2 separate regions of the Homo sapiens genome follow, and region 2 is linked to region 1. Evidence: chromatin loops called from intact Hi-C (ENCODE). Cell type or tissue: dorsolateral prefrontal cortex. All regions are shown on one strand. Links, peaks and the distances in the headings refer to the core of each region. The heading gives the core; the rest is flanking DNA. Region 1 holds the start of LOC124901093 (a long non-coding RNA gene). Region 2 has its middle 9.7 kb from the start of DELE1.

Region 1 (11,591 bases), core at 2,275-10,274:
GTTAGGCCTGATTGAGATTTGGCCCCTGGAGCCTTCTGAAGCAGGCCCTTCCAGGCCCCAGCAGTGATTAAGGTCCTTGTGGCTGGTTACTCGGCAGCCAGGCCGGAAGAGAGAGCCGGTAATTAACAAGCTGGCACTCACACAACCACATGTCAGCACGCCCAAGCGCTGGGATAGCTGTCTGTCAGTCGTAACTGCTGGTGGAATTTTTTAGACAGCTGGGCTCAAGCCGGGAAATGAATATAAGTTGCATTTCTATGCATCGTTGTTCATAGTGGTAAAAAAAATTAATCAGTGACATAGCTGTGACACATACTCATTTAAGAGTCTACAGAGAAATGTTCATTTGTCAGAGGCAGCAAAGAAGAGATTATGTGTCAGCTGGGGAGGGGTGAAATATTTATACAATGGCTAAAAAACACCGGTGTGTAAGGGGGTCAATTGATTGTGTCAGTGGCCACATGACAAATACAGCATTGAGCAGCCATGGGCACTACCCTTGTGCCCGGGGGCTCCATTCTGATGACAAATACACAACGTGTTACTGTTAATGCTCCCCAGCAACCATGCGCTCAGCCCTCTTTGCTGGCTGGGCGGCTGAAGATTGCTAGGAAGCAGAGCTCCCATGGAAGCTGCCTACCCCCAACTTCATTAAGTCGAACTTGAAGTTGGTAAATTACTCCCCAAATGCCAAAACAGCTGCAAAAAACAATTTCTTTGTTGTGTGCAGTTTTTAAAATTTCGTATTCCTGAATTTCAAAGGGCTTTCTCCCTGCCTTCACCAAGACCATATCACCAGCACCTCCCATGCAGACCTCACCCTGCCCCAGGCTCTGCACCTCACTGTGTGGCTCCAGGGCAATGTAGAGCACCTGGGTTCAAGTTCTTGTCCAGCCAGTCTGTTAGCTAAGTTGGCCTCCTTCCTTGTTCTCACAGCTGAGGCCAAGGCCTAACTTGTTCCCCAGTTATAGGAAGGAGTCAATGTACCATCCCAGGCACAGTGATACTTCCGTGACCGGACACCCACCTGTCATTGCCTAAGGGGAAAGTAGTCTGGTTGGGACATCTGTCATCCCCAGGCAGAACACCTCTGCCTCTCAGCCCAGCCCATGAGCAGCCCACCTGGGGCTGTGTGATAGGTCAAACTTTCCAGAAGGAGGAGAACGTCGTATCAGTGCTGACAACTACTAGTTTTTGAGCCCTGATCACGTGCCGGGCACTGTGTCAAGTGCTCTCTGTGCATTATTTCACTGAATCTTAAGACAACTCTTGAGCTGGGTCTAATGATCAGTCCAGTTGTATAGGGAAGGAAACCAAAACCCAGAGAAACAGCTTGTCTAATGCCTATGCTATGTAGATAGAGGTGGCATTTGAACCTGGTTGGTAGGACCCCAGGGCACAGCCTTTCTGACCCTTGTTCACCTGTCTGACCATGTTGGAACTACGTCTCATGGTTAACACCTGCAAATCTTAATTTCAAAGCTTAAACCATTCAGATTCTAAGAGATCAATTAACAAACCTTGAAGATGGTAAAACTTGTGGAGGCATGGGCTGTATCCCAGACTCTGCTCAGAGCATTCACTCTAGCAAAACCCAGCTGATTTTCTCTCATCTTAACTGGGGCAGATAGAGCCGTTTCCCCTCCCCAAAGTGTCCCCACCATCCTGGTTTAGAAACATGGGCATTTTCACCCCTCCAGAGACTGACAGAGGCCCCTTCCACTCCCCTGCATACGATCCCTGCCTCCAGCCCGCTGTCGGTCGCTGTAATATCCCTATCATTCCTGCGACATCCAACATCCGTCATTTGATTTGGGATGGGATGACACTCTGAGAAAACAGTTGCAGATGAAATTTCACACATATCGGTGAACGTGGAGATTGCAGATAAGCACACGTTGCAACTTGTTTTTACTTTTTAAAATGAGATTCTTCCCTTATGAAGTTGTGCTCCACCTTAGATTTCCCACTGTGAGGCTGTTAGTAATGACAACATTAGTGATAGTGACAATAACATAGATTGTGCTCATTGAGTATTTATTATGTGCTAAGTACTTTGCACATTGTTTTGCTTAATCCTCACAACAACCCTATTTTACAGATGTGAAAACTGAGAATCAGAGAGCCTAAGTAATTTTCCCACAGATGTGTAGCTCGCAGGAGCTGGGCTTTGAACCTAAGGGTATCAGCAGCAGAACCCCTAGACTCTTACCCATGAAGGCCTGAGTTCAGTCCTACTGCACCGGAACAACTCCATCTAGCCCACACCCTGGCTTCGGCTGTATAAACTATGCTAGCTCCCAGATGGTCTTGCTCTCTTTCACCTCAGCACCTTTGCAGATGCTGTTCCCACTGTCTAGAAAGCCCTTCCTTTTATCTGTTCTGACATGGGTACCTCACTGGTGACTGTAGGGAGGAAACTTTGGCTGTTACACCTCATCCCATCCACAATCCCTGCCCCAGGACTCTGGAGGCCCCTGCGAGCTCAGCCAAGGGTGCTCTGGAAGGCTGCCCTCCCCACATCCTCACAGCCTGCCGGGCTGGCTCCAAGGGTCTAACACCAGAGGTGACTAGAAGGATCCTGCTCTGGAAAAGACAGCATCCCAGTACCCTCCCCTTCCCCCAGTCTCCACAGCATCCTTACACAGACATGACCAGGTCACTCCCTGCCACATCCTCCCACCCGCCAACACTATACAAGCCTCACCTCTCTCCTCCCTGTTGCTGTCCCAGCCAAACTGCCTCATTTACAGGGTTCCTGAGCAGTCCCCACTCTCTCTTGCCTCTGGCTTCTCCTGCTTGGAACATTCTTCCCTCTTCCTTCTCTTCCGCCTTCTTCCTATTCATCCTTCAAGATTCATCTTGGGTACCCTTCCAGGAAGCCTTCCCAGATTTCCCCAGCCTGGGCTATCTACTCCAGAGCAGGACATGGTGCCACTGTCCACCATGGTATGCCTAGTGCCAGCCACAGGGAAGGCCTCATGAATGTTTAACAAACCAATGGGTGAATAAATGAGTGACCTGGGAATGCAGACAGCCACAGAAAAGAGAGATCCCCATGATCCTAGACTCCAAGGAAGAGGTTCTGGAGGCTTGGTGTGAGTAGGGGCATCAGTTAAGCCACAGAACCTATGGGTAGGAGTTAAAGTCTCAGATTATTCAAGCAGACTAAGATTGTATCCAGAGTCTGAATAGCCTGTATGACTCAAAGCAAGTTACTTAACTTCTCTGAGCTTTGGCCATCTCATATGTGACGTGGGGGCTAATAATATGGCCAATATCATAAGGTTGTGTTGGGAGTTAAGTGAGATAATTCAAGTTGTGTACATATATGGATACTCAATTATTTGCTGTTGTTGTTAAGAGACTGGAATGGCATAAGAGCTGGAAGGGTTTACACTGTGTAGGCTACTCTGGGTTTCAGCTTCAAGATCCAGGGCAAGTGGACAATTAAGAACCCTGGACTTTCAGGAACTTGCATGGTCGGCCCAGTTCTGCCCCCCACAGGCTGTGTGACCTCAGAGAAGATTCCTTCCTCTCTGAGTCTTGGTTTTGTCCTCTTCGAAATAAGGACATTAATTCCTTCCGCCAGTAATTACCCAATAGGATTATTGTGGGAGATCATATGAGATAATATATATGAAAATGCTTTGAAATGTGCTCAGGGCTGCATAAATAAAAGGAATTATGGTTATCTACAGGCAGTTTGTAGGGGCTTAATTATTAGTCAGCATTCATGGGCACTGAAGCTGTGGAGCAGTCCTGCAAATGTTCCCTTGGCAGCTTTAGCAGAAAGGACCCTGTGGAGAAACTGAGGCTGGGTTGCCAGCATGTATCCAGGGGACCTTGGCAGTAGCGGGTGGGGTGGGGAGGTGGTGCTGAGATGGGACAGCCTTGGGGTTCCACCCTGGCCTGATCCCCAGTTTTAGGACCTCCAACCATCTTTGCAGAGGTGGGAGTCTGCAGGAAGAGGGGCAGGAACTCCTTGGCTTCAGGTGTGAAGTGCTTGGGCTGCTGCCAAGGGTGGCTCTTCTGGGTTTGCTCCTGGCAGCTCCTCCAGCTGGAGGAGCTGGAGACAGTCACCAGCAGGCAATGACTTGGCATTTGCTAGACCCAGCTGGCTGATGAGGGGAGAAGGGTGCCCAGCCTCCTTGTTTTTGGAGACCCAGAACTATGCTCTTTGGAGGGTGGAAAGGAGGTGGACCCAGGGCCTGCCCTCAGGAGTGCGGCTCAGGGGCAGTGGTGGGGCTACTCTTCACCAGGGAGGGACAACCAAGGATGAAAGGGCCCAGATGTGGCCTGTGAGTGGATGGCTAAGAAGGAAGGAGATGGAGAGAAGTGAGAGGGGGAGCAAAGAACTGGTCCTAGGACATCGAAAGTCATTCCTTTGAAGATGGGGGTAGAGGGTCAGTGGGAGGGACTAAAACAGGAGACATGGAGTTCCAGTGCCATCCATCCATTTATTTCCTCATTCAAAACCTTTCTTGAGCACCTAGTATACGTTGAACACTGAAGATAGAGCGGTAAACAAGAAGGAGCTTCCCTGCCCTTGTGAAATTGAGTTTAGGAGATAGATACAAACATGTGAATTTCACAGGGGAAGTACAGGAGGCTTTAGAAGGAAAAACAAGAGGCTCTACCTAGCCCTAGCAGCAGGGAAAGCCTTTCCTAAGAAGTGAGGTTTGAGATGAGGCCACTGGACGTCAGCTGGGGTGGTGTCAATTCTACAAATATTTATAGATCATTTACTATCGACCAACCAATCGACAGAGTCCCTGTCCTCAAAGAGGTAGCTATTAGAAGGGAAAAGAGTCCCAGGAAAAAGGAATTACACATACAAGGGCAGAGGCAAGAGAGGCCAAGTATGTCGCAGGAGCATAGAGAGCTCAGAGTGCAAGAGGCAAGAGATGAAAGATGGGCAGGAGATGAAAGACAAGGCAGGAGCAAAAGACAGCCCCAGGCCATGCTAGGGTGTTTGGAGCTTGTCCAGGGCCATGTGTGATGGTCGGATTTGCATGCTTGAAAGGCCACTCTCAAATATTCATTGGCACCATGGCAAATGAAAAGTCGCATGTGGCAGCCTCTGTCCCACATTCCCCACTATCAGGCTGATCCGAAGGCAGGAGAGGGTGTATCTAGGCTGCACGTCTGAAAGGCTGAGACTGAGTGTGTCTGTCACTGATTGAATGTGGGAGCGACAGAATATGTGTGCCTGCCTCATGCCTGTTCATGCCATTATTGGTGTTGTTGACCTTATTGCGGATCAATAACAATAGCCCCTCACATGGGCCTGGTGCCTGTGTCCATTTGAGTTTCATGAGAGATATCTCCAGGAAGCAGAACCAGGATTCCTACTCCCATTTTACAGATAATGATGCTGCTAATAATAGTTGACATATTGAGTGTTTAGTGTATGAAGGCTCTGTGTGCATACTACCTCATGGAACACACACTGCAATCACTCCCATTTTACAGATGAGTCATTTGAGGGCACTTACAAGCTTGCAAGGGCACTTACATGCTAGTAAGTGGCAAAACTGGGACTAGAAGCCATTTCTCCCTACCTTCTGCCCTTGTCCCAGGTAATCTTAGCCTCTCCTCCCTCCTTTCATCTTTCTCCTTCGAGTTGCAAAGCTGCCCCAATAAACAATAGCCTGGTATTGCTGAAACAGCCCCATCTCCTGAGCTCAAATTGTAAACTTTGCCTCTTCATACCCATACCCCTCCACCCTGGCTCAGCCCAGCCTTGAGGGCAGTGCCCCTGAAATCCTGGGCATCTGACACCTGAGTGCTGCAGGCCCCAGCCCACAGCAAGCACTGGCACTCCCCTAAATCTTTCCAGAGCCAAGACCCCTCCCGCCGCCATCTCAGAGCCTCACTTGGTCAGAGCGGCCAGGGGAGGCGGGATCGATGTGCAGAGAACTCAGTAATAATCCCAGCACAGGCAGCCAGGCTGCTGTATAAAGACAGATTAAAAACTCATCGGGTTGAGATGAGGAAATAATTCAGATGCTTGGCCATAGTGGGAACGTCTAGGGCTGCAGGTGCTAGTCGGAGTACATGTGAGGGGGTGGCCGGGACCCAGATGACAGCGGCTTTTGGCCTTGGGAATCTGCACTCCCCCACTTCGTTCCACCCCCAGAGCTACCTTCCTTTGCTGCCTGCCTTGAAGCCAAGGCTGACAAATCTCAGTCCCCCAGGGAGCAGCGAGGGGGAGGCAGGCTGGGGGAAACCGAGAGAGCACAGTTGCTGCCTAGCTCCACACCCTGGTTTATTTCCTCCGCAGCACTGAAATTATTTTGCTCATTTATTTGTTTACTTGTATGCTGTTTCCTCACCTAGACTATAAGCCCCGCGAGGCCAGGGACCTGTTCATCTGTGTACTGCAGTACCTCCAGCCCCCAGCCTACAAGAGGGACTTCTTAAGAACTGTTGAGTAAATGAATGCATGGATTGGAATCCTGGCTCTTGCTGTATGACCTCGCTGAGGTTCCGTTCTCTTAGCTGTAAAATGGGCACGGTAGTGGCTTCCAAAGGAGATCTCAGCCCAGCGCCAGGCTTCTAGGAAGCGCTCAATTGAGGATTTTGTTACATTGATGTCAAAAGAAAATGGAAACCGTGTCTGCCGCTTGAGATGCCATCAGGGGGCGCCCTTGTGCAAGGCGCTCGGCGTGCTGCGCCTTCCGCAGGCTCCCGGGTGAGCGCATCCAAGGCCGCCCCCACTCCCCGCCCCCACCTTTGGGGGGCTTATCTCCTCCCCTCTCCGTCCCGTTCACACGCCCACCCTCACTCCGCCCGCGTCCCCGCTCCGGGGACCGTCTCCGCAGCCCCGTGCCCACCCTTCCCCACCGCCAGGCCCAGACTCCTTCCGCCCACGCGGCCCCATATGCTGGAAAGAGCCTCCCACTCCCCATCTGTCAAGCCACTTCCTTGCCCCCATTCCCGGCTTCGCCGCTGTCCCCTCCTCCAGGAAGCTGGTCCTGATTGAGGGGCAGAGGACTGCCAGCTTCGCCGGTCAACCGCCCGGTATCCCCGTTCCCCCAACCACAGGGCTTTAGGGAAATGCCCGCTGCCCTGGGCAGATGACCCCCAGTGCTGAGCTCTGAGCCTCGAGTCAGGGTTTGCGAACAGATGCGAGAACTCTCTGTGCGCTTCAGACCCGTGGGGAAACCCTGCCGAGGAAAGGAGTGGGAGGGCCTGCGTGGAAGGACCCCTCGTGTCACGGCCGGCTGGCTGGGGGTGGGGAGCGGGCTTCGGGGCATTGCCGGCTGTTCGCCTGGAGGACGCAGGGCTTGGGGAGCGCGGTACAGACAAACACAGGCTGCTTTTCTCGCCCGAAAGACCGGTTTCATTTCGCAGATTGATTATTGCTGCGTGAGTGTGTGTGTGTGTGTGTGTGTGTGTGTGTGTGTGTGTGTGTGTGTTTGGGCGTTGTTAGTTTTTTAAAAATGTAACTTGCTTGTCTAATGAATGTTTGATTGCACCTACATCCGGAGGGTGTTTTAATGAAAGGTGAAGGCTCCTGGAGGGAAATAAATAAATAAAGGATCGCTCCCCATCCGTAGGCACCCGCTCCCCCGGCAATTCTCTATCCACAGCTATCTTCTGAAGCCCATGCCCTCGCGGAAGAATTCTGTTCCTGTTTGAATGTTCCCATGTAAATGCTGCTGCTCTCCCATGGAAATCACACCCTTCAATCGGTCAATCTCAGGGCTTTTATTAAGGGTGTGAAGGGGAGATGAATGGGGAGAGGGAGCTCTGGGGGAGCGGGGAGAGGAGCGAGGAGGCCTCTTTTCCCGCCGCAGGCTGGACTGGGTTTTGCTCGCTTGGTGAGTGCACACCCACTCTGCGCCAGGCTTTGTGCTGAGATCGGTGGACACGGAGAAAGCAGGCACAGGGTAATGCCAGTGCTATCAGTTCAATTCAGCAATTATTTGTTCAGCATCCCAGTACCACATTGTGACCCTGGGGGATTCGCTGAACCTCAGACAGCCTCAGTTTCCTCATCTGTAAAATGGAGATTGTAATCATATTTATCTCATTATGTGTTGGTGGGATTAAATGAGAGAGTGCATGGCACACAGTAAGCACTCAGGGAATGCTAGCTGTTATTATCTACTATGTAAGTAGTAGTGTAGGGGCTATGGGAAAGCAGAGCGGTGTGGAGCACAGACCTAGGAGATTATTAGAGGGTGGATTTAAAAGTGCATCCCTCTTACAGGTAGAATGTCTACGTTTAGGCTCAGTCCCATTGATCAGTCAACTGATAATTACTGACTGCTGGCATACCAGCCACTGTTCTTCACTTCGTGGATACAGCTATGAGACAGGTAAATCTGGTCTCTGCACAGAGAGCTCATGTCTAGTAAGGGAGACCTAGGTCCATAAACAGCCTGGCCACAGGGTGGGCAGAGCCGTAACAGAACAAGCCCAGGCAACTGTGGGAGCACAGACGAGGGGTATTTCACCCGACTTGGCTTCCCAGAGGAGGGTAATTTAACCAGACAAAGATCGAGGGTTAGGAATGTGTGAGGGATGGGAGGAAAAATATTCTAAGCCCAGGGAATTGCCTGTTGGGAGGGCACAGGGATTAAGAGAGTGAAGTCATGAGTGATTGGAGAACTGAAATTTCCATCTCCCATAATGGTTAAAGAAACAGCTTTGGAATCAAATGCCTGGCTTCAAATTCTGGGTCTGCTATGTGCTAGCTGTGTGACCTTGGTCAAATTATTTCATCTCTCTGTGCCTCAGTTTTCTCTTTTGTAAAATGAGTCTATTAATAATAAGGGTTAATAATAATATCCATTTCATTGGATTGTTGTGGAGAATGGATGAGATGGCATTTGTAAAATGCTTAGCCCAGACCTGGCATGAGGTTAACATTCAGTAACTGTTAAATAGTATTATTCTTCACTGTTGCTGAAGATGAAGCCATGGTGTGGGGAGGGTGAGAGGTGAGGAGGAGGCTCAGATCATGAAGGACCTTATAATCCATGGTAAGGGGTTTGTACAAACCTAAGAACAATGGGGAATTGATGGAGTGACAAAATCATATTTGCAGTCATCCCTGGCATCCTTCCTGACGCCTTTCTTTCACACCCCACATGCAGTTCATCAGAAAACATTGTCAGCTCTACCTTCATAACTCATTCAGCATCAAACCACTTCTTACCACTTCCATAGACTCTACCCTGGTCCGAGCTATTATCATCTCTTCCCTGTGTTACTGCAATGGCTTCCTAACTAGTCTTCCCACTTCTACCCTTGTGCCCTTACTGTTTGTTCTTCACACAGTGGGTGGAGAGGTCCTGTTAAAATGTAAGCCAATTAAAATTATTGTGTCATGCCTCTGCTCAACCCCTCCACTGGTGCAGCATCTCACTCAGGGTCAAAGCCAAAGTCTTTATAATGGCCTATAGACCCTGCAAGGTGTGGCCTTCTGCCAGATCTCTCCCTCTTCTCATACTCCTCCAGCCTTACTGGTCTCTGTGCACTTTCTCAAACATGAACTTGCCAAGTGCCATCCCACCTCAGGATTTTACACTTGCTGTTCCATCTGCCTGGAATAACTCCAGGTATCAGCAAGCCTCACTCCCTCACTTCTTTCAGATGTCTGCTCAATGAGGGCTTTTCTCCCTACCTTATATAATAGCAAGCCTATATCCTGCCACAGGATATACTCCCTGACTCCCTCCTCTGCTTTCTTTCTTTCCATAGCAATGATCACTGTCTAATACTATACATTTACTTGACTACTTATTATTGACCCCTCACCTCCCCACTGGAATATAAGCCCCACGAGGGCAATAGTTTTATTCATTGCTGTACCCCCAGCATCTTGAACAGTGCCTGGCACAGAATAGGCTCTCAAAAACTATTAGTTCAGTGAATGAATGTGTATGCATCAGAAAAAGACCACTGTGATGCAATGTACAGAATGAATGGGGTAGGGTGGGGCAATAGCAGAGGCTGGGAGGGAGACCTTTGCAATCTTCCAGAGCAGGGATGATGTCATCACATATGGGCCAAGGTGGTAGAACTGGAGAGGAGTGAGTGGTCTGGAGAGAAATTTCGGTTTCATCTGCAGGGTAGGGGCTGTAAAAGAAAGGAGGAGGTGAAGAATGATAGAGATGCCCAAGTTTTTGGCTTAGACATCTTGGTGGACAGTGGTGCCAATTATTGAGATGGTGAAAGGGGAACAGGCTGAGGTGAGGAGTTATTGATGTGAGCATCTCTGAGCCTTGGTTGCCTTATCTGTGGAATGTAGAAGATGACCTCTGCCCTGCCTACTTTCTGGGATGGTTATAGAGACAGAGAGAGGTAAAAGAAATGGGATCCCTTTGTATGAGTGCCCGGTGGGTTCCCAGATGTAAAGCAAAATTATTACTATTATTACTATTAAAGTCAACTCGGGGAGATCTGACAGAGAGGTAAAATGAGAACCTGCAGCAGAATCTAATCAAATGCCAGCCTGGGTGGAAGCAAATGCCAGGAAGCACGATTTAGTCGATATATGCAGTGGGTGGTCAGGAAGGGGAAAGAACAATGTGACCTAAGCTGTCAGAGGCCATGTGGAGGTGGGAGGGGGTACTCAGCTGGATTCTGGAGTGACAGAGGGGGAACCAGAGCAAAGGTTGGGGTTTGGTCAGAGGTTCACAAGCAGAGAAGCCGTGGGGTAGCTTGGGGATCTGGGGGTAGGCAGAGAACCCTGGGCACAGGATGAATGATGGTCACCACCACAGACTTCCTTTTCCTATCTCCACCTACCAAATGAGAAAACAGTGGTAATTCTCAACTGGTAATTCAATCCAGGAGAATGGGCAGAAACCATCAGAGCATGGCCAGTGGGGATCTGCCTCTGCTGTGTCATCCAGCCAGTTTTGCTCATGCCCATACTTGGTGCTGAGTAGAATGGGAAATATGGAAATACACTCTCTAATGTTCATCAGGCACCTACTAAGTGCCAAGGAGTCATGTGAACTTGTAGACTTGGTTCCTGCCCTCTGAGAGTTCAGGGTCAAGTAGGGAGACAAGCATTCAATAAATACTTTGCAGAAGCCCTGAGGTAGGTACTGTCATCCTTGTTTTGCAGATGAGAGGCTCACAGATGTTAAGGTCATCTGTGGTAGAACCGAGATTTGAACCCAGGTAGTTTGTCTCTAAAACTGTAACCACTGACGACACTGCCCATGGTCAGAGAGTCTGTGATCCTTGGCTTACACGTGGCAGGGACAGACTTGTACTATTCTGTCACCAGAGCCCTGGAGGGGTCAACAGGAAGAACTTGGGAAACTGGAGGGAACTAAAGGAGCCCCACAGAGCGAAAAAGGATCTTAGAGGCCAACTTGCAGACATGGCTATTTATTTTTTTACAAATATTTATTTCATTTCTTCTATATTCCAGGTACTGTGTGAGATAGTGATAGGTAGAAGATTCATTTATTGATTCACTCAGCAACTATTGAGCACCTACTATGTGCCAGACACTATGCTAAGCTGTGGGGTTACAAGAGAAACCAAACAGACAAAACCCTTGCCCTCATTGAGCTTATGATCTAATGGGAAGACAGAAAATAAACAAGATAAATAAG
Region 2 (11,591 bases), core at 2,190-10,189, 210 kb after region 1:
CAACATCATTAGTCATTACGGAAATGCAAATCAAAACTACAATGAGATACCACTTTATACCCACTGTGATGGCTATAATTAAGGAAAAGAACAAGTATTGGCAAGAATGTGGGGACACTGAAACCCTTGGGCCTTCCTGATGGGAACATAAAATGGTACAGCCACTGTGGAAAACAGTTGGTGGTTCCTTAAAATGTTAAACATAGAATTGCCGTATGACCCAGCAGTTTCATTCGTAGGGGTATACCCAAGAGACTTGAAAGTAGGTACTCAAATACTTGTATATAAATATTCACAGTAGCAATATTCACAATAGCCAAAAGATGGAAACAACCCAAATATCCATCAATGGATGAATGGATAAACAAAATGTGGTATACCCACACAATAGAATATTATTTAGCAATAAAAATAAATGAAGTACTGATGTATGCTACAACATGGATGAACCTTGAAAACATTGTTAAGTGAAGGAAGCTAGACGCAAAAGATCATGTAGTGTATGATTTCATTTCTATGAAATATCTAGAAAAGGTCAATTCATACAGATAGAAAGAAGGCTAGTGGTTACCAGGGGATGGGGTGAAGGGAGAATGGGAGTGACTGCTTAATGAGTCAGGAGTTTCTTTGGGAGATGATCAAATGTTTTGGAACTAGATAGAGATGATGATTGTACAACATTGTGAATGTACTAAATGCCACTGAAGTGTATACTTTCAATGGCTAATTTTTTGTTACGTAGATTTTACCTACATTTTTTTAAAAAGCAAGTTCCTTAGGCTCCACATTCAGAGCTTTGGATTCAGCATATCTGGCATGATGCCCAGGACCTGAATTTTCAACAAGTACCTCAGATACCCCTGATGCAAGTGGTCCAGGGACCATATTTTGAGAAACATTGCTAAACAATGTTAAGCTTCGAATTGATTCTCTTCCATTCTCCTTTACTTTTTGTAACATACATCATAATTGTATGGCTTATCCTGCACCTCTTTTCCCATAGACTGTAAACTCCATGAGGGCAGGGCCCATATCTTCCTTCTTCATCATCATGATGCTAGCATTTGGAAAAAGCGCCTTGAGGCTGGGCATGGTGGCTCATGCCTGTAATCTCAGCACTTTGGGAGGCTGAGGTCTGGGCAACATGTCAAAAACCCATCTCTACAAAAAAATAAAAAATTAGCTGGGTGTGGTGGCGCATGTGCCTGTAGTCTCCGCTACCTGGGAGGCTGATGCAGGAGGATAGATTGAGTCTGGGAGGTTGAGGCTGCAGTGAGCTGGGATTGTGCCACTGCACTCCAGCCTGGATGAGAGCGAGACTCTGTCTCAAAAAAAAAAATAAAATAAAGAAAAGAAAAGAAAAAGCACCTTGACATTACACATGCCCAGTAGATACAGGGTGAATTTTTTTTTTTTTTTTTTTGAGACAGAATCTCGCTCTGTCACCCAGGCTGGAGTGCAGTGGTGTGATCTCGGCTCACTACAACCTCACCTCCAGGTTTAAGCGATTCTCCTAACTCAGCCTCCAGAGCAGCTGGGATTACAGGCGCGCTTCACCACGCCTGGCTAATTTCTTATATTTTTTGGTAGAGGTGGGATTTCACCATGTTGGCCAGGCTGGTCTTGAACTCCTGACCTTAGGTGATGCACCAGCCTCGGCCTCCCAAAGTGCTGGGATTACAGGCATGAGCCACCACGCCCGGCCTGATATACAGTGAACTGAATGACCGAACTGGATTAACTAGAAGGGATCAGAGTAGAAGGGAAAAATCTTAAGGAGCCTCTAGCCCAAGAATCCACAGTGTAAGTAGTGGGACCAGCGTTTAACCCCCCTTATCCCCATGGCTTCCATTGCACAACAAAATGTATCAGCCCACAGTGTGGAAACCAGGAAACTATGGTAGGGAAAGGAGGCCTGACTGGGCTCCCCTTGGGGAGGCACCTCTAGGAGCTCATGGCCAAGACTGAGCAAGCTTGAGACCCTGGGGCATGGCATCCAGAGGTGCACAGCTCTGTTGGCCTGGCCTGGCTGGAAGACTCTGGCCAGGTTTTCCTGGTCTCCCTGGCTGATCCCAGTGCCTTTTGGCTTGGTGACTGCTCTCACTCTTGGCTGCTTTCACGGTGCCTTAGGGCACACAGTCAGCAGAATAGCTTCCCTCAGCATCCCTGAGCTGGGTCTGGGCCATCCCACTGTCGCCTGTGCTGACTTCTGAGGCCTCATCAACACTGCAGGAAGCATGATGCACCCAAGAGGATGTAGGTGGGACATCCAGGGGATGGAGCCTCCTGCCTGGGCCTCTCATATGGAGCCAGCACAAATATAATTGTATCCTCACTGCTCTTACCTCTTCTCATCCAGGGGCAGGCTTCCTCTAGTCAAGCAATTTTCCTTTTCTCCTCTGTGTCTTCTCTGAAGGGAAGGGTGAAATTCTTCAAGTCTTCACTAAGTTTGTGACCATCAATTAACCCTAAATCAATCAATAATCACCACCCCTATACACACACACTTATATACACAAATATAGGAAGTCAGCCAGGCACAGTGGCTCACGCCTAAAATCCCAGCACTTTGGAAGGCTGAGGCGAGTGGATCATCTGAGGTCAGGAGTTCGAGACCAGCCTGGCCAACATGGTGAAATCCGTCTCCACTAAAAGTGAAAAAAAAAAATTAGCTGGGTGTGGTGGCACATGCCTGTAATCCCAGCTGCTCAGGAAGCTGAGGGAGGATAATCGTTTGAACCCGGGAGGCAGAGGTTGCAGTGAGCCGAGATCACACCACTGCACTCCAGCCTGGGCGAAAGAGCAAGACTCCTCAAAAAAACCATATATATGTGTGTGTGTGTGTGTGTGTGTGTGTGTGTGTGTGTGTGTGTATGTGTATATATGTATATATATGTGTGTATATATATATGTATATATATATTTGAAGTCAATGTCTTTCATAGAAAAAAGTAGGACCTTTTTAAAATCTTATCATTGGCTAATTATGTGGCCTTCTTCAAGGCCTCAAATCCTTCCCTCAACATGAACAGTTACTGCCAGCCAGGGGCAGAGGCATGTGCCTATAGTCCCAGCTACTGCAAAGGCTGAGGAGGGAGAATCTCTTGCGCCCTGGAGTTCGAGTCTGCAGTAAGCTATCATCATGCCACTGCACTCCAGCCTGGGCAACTAACTGAGACCTCCATCTGTAAAATAATTAAATAATTCAAAAAATAAAAAATAATAAATGAAAAAAGTTGTTTCCATTGAGTACCTACAATGCACCAGGCAGTTAAGCTTAGAGCCTCAAAAATGCATCACCTCATTCAGTTCCCACACAACCCTATAAGGTAAGTAACATTTTCTTTTTTCTTTTCTTTTTTTTTGAGACAGAGTTTCACTTTTGTCGCCCAGCAGGGAGTGCAACGGTGGATCTTGGCTCACTGCAACCTCCGCCTCCCGGGTTCAAGCTATTCTCCTGCCGCAGCCTCCCAGGTAGCTGGGATTATAGACGTGTGCCACCACCCACGGCAAATTTTTGTGTTTTTAGTTGAGACGGGGTTTCGCCATATTGGCCAGGCTGGTCTCGAACTCCTGACCTCAGATGATCCACCCTCCTTGGCCACCCAAACTGCTGGGATTACAGGTGTGAGCCACCACGCCTAGCCAGGTAAGTAACATCTTAAAAAGGTAATTGTGAAATATAACATATATACAGAAGATGTCTAAAACATGTATATGAATCTATAATATATTAATGTATATCTATTACATATGTATCTGTAAGAACATTCCCTTTCTTTCTTTATAGTTTTATTACCCATATATGCATTTCTAAATAATATAATTTAGTCTTGCCTATTTTTGAAATATAAGTGAATGGGATCATACTGTACATATTCTTTCGAGTTGTTTTTTTTTTAAACTTACTCTTATCTTCGTGAAAGGCTAGAAAATGTAGACCCTGACTGGACAGCCACATCCCAGCTGAATTCTAATACCATGGAAGAAGGAGAGAATGGATGTTGGTGGATAATTAGCCATTTTGCTACAATGTATTACTCACCCACTTCCCATTATTTCTGGAGTTATTTCTTTCCCGCTTACTTTGATTAATAATTTCCCCTTCTTTTCTATCTCACGGCAACCTCAATGATAAAATCATGGAACCAATGAGTAGGCTTTAGTTCAAGAAGGCAATAATTTCTTTCTAGGTGGTTTTGGGCAACGTGAGCAGAAATGCCCTTCTACACCATCAAATTTTTTTTTTCCTCTCTCTCTCTCTTTTTTTTTTTTTTTTTTTGAGATGGTGTCTCACTCTGTCACCCAGGCTGCAATGCAGTGGCACAATGTTGGTGCACTGGAACCTCCATCTCCCAGGTTCAAGCAATTCTCCTGCCTCAGCCTCCCAAGTAGCTGGGATTACAGGTGTGCACCACCACACTGGGCTAATTTTTTTTTATTTTTAGTAGAGGTGGGGTTTTACCATGTTGGCCAGGCTGGCCTCAAACTCCTGAGCTCAAGTGATCCGCCCACCTCAACCTCCCAAAGCGCTGGGATTACGGGTGTGAGCCACCACGCCCAGCCTCAAATTTTCTTGAATAAACATATTTTGAGGGCTTACCTCCCATAAGATACTAAGCACATGCAAAGGCATCCTGACTGCTTACCATGCATGGAAATTCCAGTAAAAGGGCATGCACAGTTGAAGGGTTAAGGGTATGTGCACCCACAGGGTAAGCTTAGAACCAACTTATAGAGTCTTAGATGTCCAGCCATATCCTGTCCTGCAAGGACAGTCCCATGTAGTACATGCAGAGAAGGGTGGACTGGATGTGAGATACATAGGGGGCTGTGGGCATAGGAGAGGTGGTGGGATAGGGTGAGGATCAGAAAGACCTAGGAGGTGTTTCCTAGCTCTGCTCTAGTTGGGCAAATCTCTTAATTACTCTCAGCCTCAGTTTCCTCATCGGTAAAATGTACGTATATCTGAGAAAGAGATAGTTATTATCCTCATTTTACAGATGACGAATCCCAGGCTCAGAGAAGTTATCTTGCTCAAGAATTCATTAGAGAAAGCAGAGTCAGGATTCAAGCCCAGGCAGTCTGACTCCAGAGCTGGAGTTCTTTATTGCTAAGAATCACTAGTGGGATGGGAGTGTGCAGAATGAGTGGGGGGAGAAGGATATACGTTTAACACACTTAATACATCCGCTGTTAAATGTTTCCTGATTTCCAAGTTGTTAAAAGGAGAGTAAGTGTGTTTTAGCATGAAGGAAACACGGTGCTGTGGGTGGGCAGGAAGGATGAGGAACAGAGAATGATCCCCGACTCTCTTATGCTGTTTCTTTCTTGGGTTTACAGCCTTGGGCAGGCCCCAAGTAGAACAGCCACGTAAACGCATGCCTAGAGCGCTTGCCTCCAAGATGAGGGCATGAGCGCAGGATGCCACTAAATTTCCCTCCCCCGGCAGCCAAGGTTTTTGGGATTTGGGGGTGGGGTGCAACGGCTGCCACAGTTATTGTTCCTCCAGAGCCTCGGAGCAAGATATCCCCCCAAAGCCATATTAAATAAATAAAAGGAAATTCAGCAGATGGGAACATGAATCAATGAAAACTCCCATATGAGTGCAAAGATTTATGTCAAAAAACAAAACATCAACATCTGGGAGCTGCCGCGTCTCCTCTTGGCTGCTCGTTTGGAATGGATTCTCAGTGTCGCTTTCCGCCTCTTTCTAGCCCTGGGAGAGGACAGCAAGAAATAAAGAATGATGCCCATTAAAAATAGTCATTTTTAATCAGAAATGAACGCTGCTTTCCCCCTCAAGGCTGGAGGGAACGTGATGCAGGCAGTGGAGCTGCGGGCTCGGCCCCGGGATCGTGGGGAGAGAGAGCCCCCTGCCGAGCGCGGAGGGGCGCCCTCCCTCCCAGGCCCCGGGCCACCGTCTGGGGTCGGTTCCCTCCAGATTTCACAGCCGCGGCAGCAGCAGGAGCGCGCACACGCCCGCGCCCACTGCACTGCGGCGGTGCTCCGCAGCTCAGCCTCGGGGCCATCACGTGGGTGCGGCCTGACCCCGGGCGATTCTGGGGCCGTCTCCGCAGGCAGTTGAGCCTGCCGCTGGGGCGCTCCTCTGGTCAGGGCAAACCTGCACCTGCCTTCCCCAATCCGGGGGAAGGGAGGCGGCGAAAGAGGAACCTAGGCCTTGAGGAACGTGTACTGCGGATCCAAGTCCGCACTTAGCTCTTAAGCTGGGCCACGCGGGGCCTAAAGGGGCAGGCGTTGGATCCTGATACCTGGGTTCAAATCAACTCTGCCACCGTCAACTATGTGACCTTGAAGAAATTTACCTCCCTGAGCCAGCATTTCATCATCTGTAAAATGGGAATAATAGTACCAGTCTCCCAGGGAGGCTGTGAAAAGAAAATGAGAAACCATGCAAAATACTTAACACAGTGCACATATACATACAATTTAATAAATGTTAGCTATTATAATCAGGGATAAAAATTCAAATTCTCATCATAGCCTACACGGCTCTTACAACCCGTGCTCCTAGCTCTGCAGCCTTGGAGAGGTCACTGACCCCTTCCATCACTGGGTTCCAGCCACAATAACCTTGACTTCCACTGAGCAACCTAGTTCCTATCTGCCTCAGGACCTTTGCATCTGCTGTTCCCTCTGCCTAGATGGCTCTTTTCCACCTTCTGCTTCAACCCAGCCTGCCCTTTCTTTGGGCCTCAATTTACTTGTAACATTGTCCAGGAAATTCTTCCCGATTCATTTCTGCCCAAAATATAGTTCCTCTGCTCTATGCTCTCATAGCAGCCCAGCTTCTCCTTCCTAGCAACCTTCCTAATTGAAACGTATCATCAGTTTTGTTATGTTTCCCGTCCATCACCCCCTGGACAATTCACTCCATGAGGCCAGGAGCCCAGCCTATCTCATTCGCTGCTGTATCCTCAGTCCCCGGGACGTGACTGGCCTAGGCTCTCTATTTGTGGTAAATGACCCAGAGGGGATGGTGGGACTCAGGCCAGAGGGAATCCTGGGTCTTCTACATTGTTTCACCAGTTCCTTCCAACAGTAAACATTCATTTATTAAGTTCTTCTATATGCTAGGTCCTGTGTTGGGCACCAGAGACACAGACTCATACAATTCAATCTCTGATTTAATGGAGCTTGTAGTTCAAAGGCAGAGATGGATATGTGAACAGAGGACAACACAGATGGGGTGAAGACAGCAATGGGGGTGGTCATTCCTACAAGGACAGGGCCCTTGGCTCCAAGTGGCATAGATGGACTAAGCTAAGTGCTTTACCTGCATTATCTAACTAAAACTCACAACTATTAGAGAGGCCTATTATCATCCCCATTATACAGATGAGACATAAAGAATTTAAACAACTTGCCTAGTGTCAAAAAAAGAGTAAAAGCAGAAGCGAGATTCGAACAGGCGCACAAACATTCCGATTCAGAGCCAGAGCTCTGATCTACTTGGTCACACTGCCTGGAGAAAACAGCTGTGAGATTACCTACCTCCAACCGTCATGACTCCAGTTCTGTGCTGGATAGAGTTCGGCCCTGCCCCTCCTCGGTTCCTGCCAATAGGACTGCCACCACCCAAGAGCAGAGAGGAGGTAGGGAGAGCAGGGCTGAGGGGCGGGGAATGCATCCACCCTGTTCCACACATGGCACTTAATGAGGAATGTTCACAAGGGCGGCAAAGGGGACCTGCAGCAGCTCAGCTAAAAACAGGAGCATCTCTGACTTCCATGCTGCCAAATCCCCAGTGCTTGAGGGAGGCCCCAGCCTAAACCCAGCTCAATGCCCTGAGGGTGTTGCTGTCACCTTTCTCACCCGCTTCCAAACTTCACTGATCCTGCTACACCTCCCTTCACCACCTGGGGCTTTTTTTAAAGGTTGAATTCACATCCTCCATTTGCTCTCATAATGACAGCTCTGCCTGCCCTCCTAGAACCCAAGAGTCAGCCAGCACAGGGTTTGGAGGCTTCTGGGGGAGCTGTTCTTCAGGGCCTTCTCTGCTGAGGCCTGGCTGAGGTCAGGTACGGGGTTTCTTTGAGGATTCGATGGGACCACCTGCCTTTTCAAGTCTTCCCACCCTCCAGCTATCAGAAAGCTGCATCCTCCACTAGCATCTGGGGAATTCTGACAGGTGGATCTGAGGTCACAGCATGACATCTAATGGATAAATCTAGCAGGTGGTGGAGGACTGAACTGGAACTCAGGAAAGAGGACAAAGGTAAGGCTAATGATAGTCACCGTTTTGAGTTCTTTCTGTGTGCCAGGCACTGTGCTAACTAAGCACTTTACATGTGCTCCATTTCATAGATGAGGAAGTGAAGCTCAAAAAATTCAAATAACTTCCCAAAGTGCACACAACTGAGAAAGTGGTGGAGGATTCAAACCCTGATTATGAGGACTCCAGAACCCAAGCTCTTAACCACTGTATTTTCATTTAAGAGTCAACAGGACAGAGGGAGTTTAAGAGCAATAGGGAAAGAATGGACATCTGGACAATGCTGGTACTAGCGGTCAGAAGGAGGAAGAAGCACTGCTAGAGAGATGTAGAGACCAGGGAAGCTGAAGAGGAGACAGATTTAAGAGTCTGATGCAAAAGAAGGTGATTTTGACAGGACCCAGTGACCAACTGGGTATGGGAGTGTCTGACACCTTTGGGGTATCTGGGCAAATCATGAGAAAGCCAGACAGAAAGCCAGAGAGAAAGGGCTCACTTTGTTGCCTCCTGAGTCCATAATTCTGGTCTTTCCTGGGTCCCAGCTGTCTCTTCCCTTGGGGTTCATTAAATGTCCTGTCCACTCTTCCATACCCTGATAAAACTTTTTCAAAAGCTAGCTTCAGTGAGTTTCTAATATTTGAAGTAAGAGTCAAAACTAGTGTGGGGTCATGGGAAAACCTGAACCAGAGGAAAAAAAGAAAACAGAAAACTAGTATTGGGGAGGGCAGAGAAGGAAGCGTTGAGCCAACAATGAATTCAAGATTCCTTTCCTGGGTGGCTTGGGGAAACTACACAATAGCAGAAAAATGGAAGCAGATGATGAGGTTTTGCGTGTGACGTTTAAGGAGTGGATGGTCAACTGAGTCAAGTGCTCTGGCTCAAGGTGTCTGATGGAGCAAAGGTCCACTGGTGGTTAATGAGGTGGTCTTTGATGACCCTAGTGATCCCTGTGTCAGAAGAAAAGGGATGGAAGCTGGGAGACAAGGCTGAAAAGTGCAGGAGTCATGCAGAAATGGAAGGTAGCATGTGTGTTATTACTTAATTAAGAAATCTGGCAGTAGGGAGAAAGAAACAGAATGGTAGCTGAAAAGGGCAGGAGGATCAAGTAAAGAATTTTTCCCCCAAGATTGGAAAGGCCTGTGTATATTTCACAGGCGGAAAGGAAAAAGGTAGGAGAAAGATGTATGCTTTGGCATGAGGGTCGGGATAATTATAGAGACAAGGTTCTAAAAGGGACAGGAAGGGAATGGGACTGAGAACAGAGTTTAGCCTTAGAACAAAGGGAAGAGACAGACCTTTCCAACTGAGACTGTGTTCTTGTCATTTCCGCCAAATCATAAACACGCCTTACATTTATTTGTTTAGTGTGCAGCTAACCTCTAGGTGTACTCACAGCTGCTCTTAAGTTAGATTCTTCTTCATCATCATCAAATACAGCCACCATTTATAGACCGTGTGCCCAGCAGTTTAACTGTGTCATCTCATAAGAAGAATACCATTATCATTCCCATCATACAGATGAAGAAACTAAGGGAAAAGATATTATAATGAACTTGACCAAGATAACCCAGCTGCTAAGGGAGACAGTTGTGTTGGATGCTAGACAATTCAATTCTAGAAGCCCTGCTCTCCTGTGCTGCTTTCTGACACTTTACAGAGTTGCCTCTAGAGAGTAGGATTAGAGGGTAGAGAGCGTGTGGCAGAGGTCTGCTGTCTTTTGATATAAGCCTTTAGTATTATTTGACTTTTTACTAGAGTAGGAGCTTTTCAACGACCATTATTTATCTGAGGGGTCAAATCCACTGAGCTTGGCTTGCTCTATGCTCCCTGCCAGTGGGCTCTTCCTTAATATACGTCACACTTAAGTATAAATCGACCCCTGGCCGGGTGTGGTGGCTCACACGTGTAATCCCAGCAATTTGGGAGGCCGAGGCAGGCGGATCATCTAAGGTCGGGAGTTCGAGACCAGCCTGACCAACGTGGTGAAACCCCGTCTCTACTAAAAATACAAAAATTAGCTGGGTGTGGTGGCGCATGCCTGTAATCCCAGCTACCTGGAAGGCTGAGGCAAGAGAATCCCTAGAACCCGGGAGGCGGAGGTTGCGGTGAGCCGAGATCGTGCCATTGCACTCCAGCCTGGGCAACAAGAGCGAAACTCCAACTCAAAAAATAAAATAAAATAAAATAAAATAAATTGACCCCTGACCAACCCCATGTCCAGATCCCTACCAGGTAGGTTTTCTATGATATGTTCTTTAAAAAGCAATTAAAACAAAAATATTTGTATAAAGGCATTTGCAGTTTTATAAGAAAAATCCCAGCCAGGTGTGGTGGCTCACACCCATAATCTCAGCACTTTGGTCAGACCTCCTCTCCTGAGGTCAGGAGTTCGAGAACAGCCTGGCCAACATGGCAAAACTCCGTCTCTACTAAAAACACAAAAATTAGCTGGGTGTGTGATCCCAACTACTCAGGAGGCTGAGGCAGGAGAATTGCTTGAACCCAGGAAGCGGAGGTTGCCATGAGCCAAGATTGCACCACTGCACTCAAGCCTGGGCGACAGAGCAAGACTCCATCTCAAAAAATAAAAAATAAATAAAAACAAAATCCCCACTAATAAAAAGCAAAAGCAAGAGGAGCTAGTACTAGTATCAGTGCTGAGGTGATGACTCAGCTTTCTCAGGGCTGAAGGTGAGGTCACTGGCCTAGAAGGCACAGGGTGAAAATGAGGGCTTGACCCCCACTAATACAGCAGCCAATAGCCTTTCTTGGATCCCTCTGGCCTGGTCACTCCCTTGCCAAAACCCTTCCTAGATGTCTCGTGCCTTCAGGACAGAGTCCAAATGTTTTACGGGCTTACAAGGCGTTATGACCTTGCGCTATTTACCTCTCCAGACTAAAGGCCTATCACCACCCCATCGCCATGACTCCATGCCTCCCTCCCGGCTCCAGCTACAGTGATCTTAAACTGTGCTTTCTTTGCCTTTCTGGAACTTTGTATCAGTCAGCTGTGTCCCCTGCCTGAACTGGGTTTCTTTTCCTCTTCTTCACCTGGTTAGTTTCCAGGCCTCATCATTCAGGTTAATTTAGCATCACTGCTTCCAGGAAGTCTTCCTGACTTCCATGCCTAGGTTATGGGCCTTCCCTGGGTGTTCCCATAGCACTCTGTACTTTCTTCACAACAGCACTTGCTTGTCTCCAAAGTCTACTTCCCAGTATTTGTGACCTTATGTTTTCCCCTCCCACACTGATTCTGGGCTGACCCTGTGAGTTGCTTTAACCAACAGAGTGCAGAAGTGATGCTATGCCAGTTCCTGCCAGCTTCCACTTGTGTACTTTTGGAAGCTCTGAGCCA

Evidence for each region. Hi-C counts contacts between places; a loop is a spot of excess contacts. Peaks named below come from ENCODE experiments on the same cell type or tissue, not always from the same donor. Only the 100,000 strongest peaks of a DNase experiment are listed, where the experiment ranks them.
Region 2: it touches region 1 in a loop (5-fold over the local background); 8 of 110 quality-filtered maps call a loop at or near these places.

What each region holds. Positions count from the first base shown.
Region 1 is chr5:141,695,670-141,707,260 of GRCh38, forward strand. It overlaps LOC124901092 (a long non-coding RNA gene), which reads right to left. Exons shown (of 2, transcript XR_007058973.1): 1 at 9,173-11,591; 2 at 7,697-8,007. It overlaps LOC124901093 (a long non-coding RNA gene), which reads left to right and starts at 10,132. Exons shown (of 3, transcript XR_007058974.1): 1 at 10,132-10,208. RefSeq lists enhancers at 5,482-5,982, 6,571-6,720. In dorsolateral prefrontal cortex, for the core only: CTCF peaks have their summits at 6,651 (motif pointing right) and 6,852; DNase peaks (open chromatin) are centred at 6,652, 7,642 and 7,842; H3K4me3 peaks cover 2,342 bases; H3K27ac peaks cover 6,130 bases.
Region 2 is chr5:141,908,381-141,919,971 of GRCh38, forward strand. No RefSeq gene overlaps it. Among named protein-coding and RNA genes, the nearest start is that of DELE1, 9.7 kb to the right of the region's middle. RefSeq lists an enhancer at 5,338-5,875 and a silencer at 5,785-5,924. In dorsolateral prefrontal cortex, for the core only: CTCF peaks have their summits at 5,889 and 6,088; DNase peaks (open chromatin) are centred at 5,401 and 6,011; H3K4me3 peaks cover 1,306 bases; H3K27ac peaks cover 1,548 bases.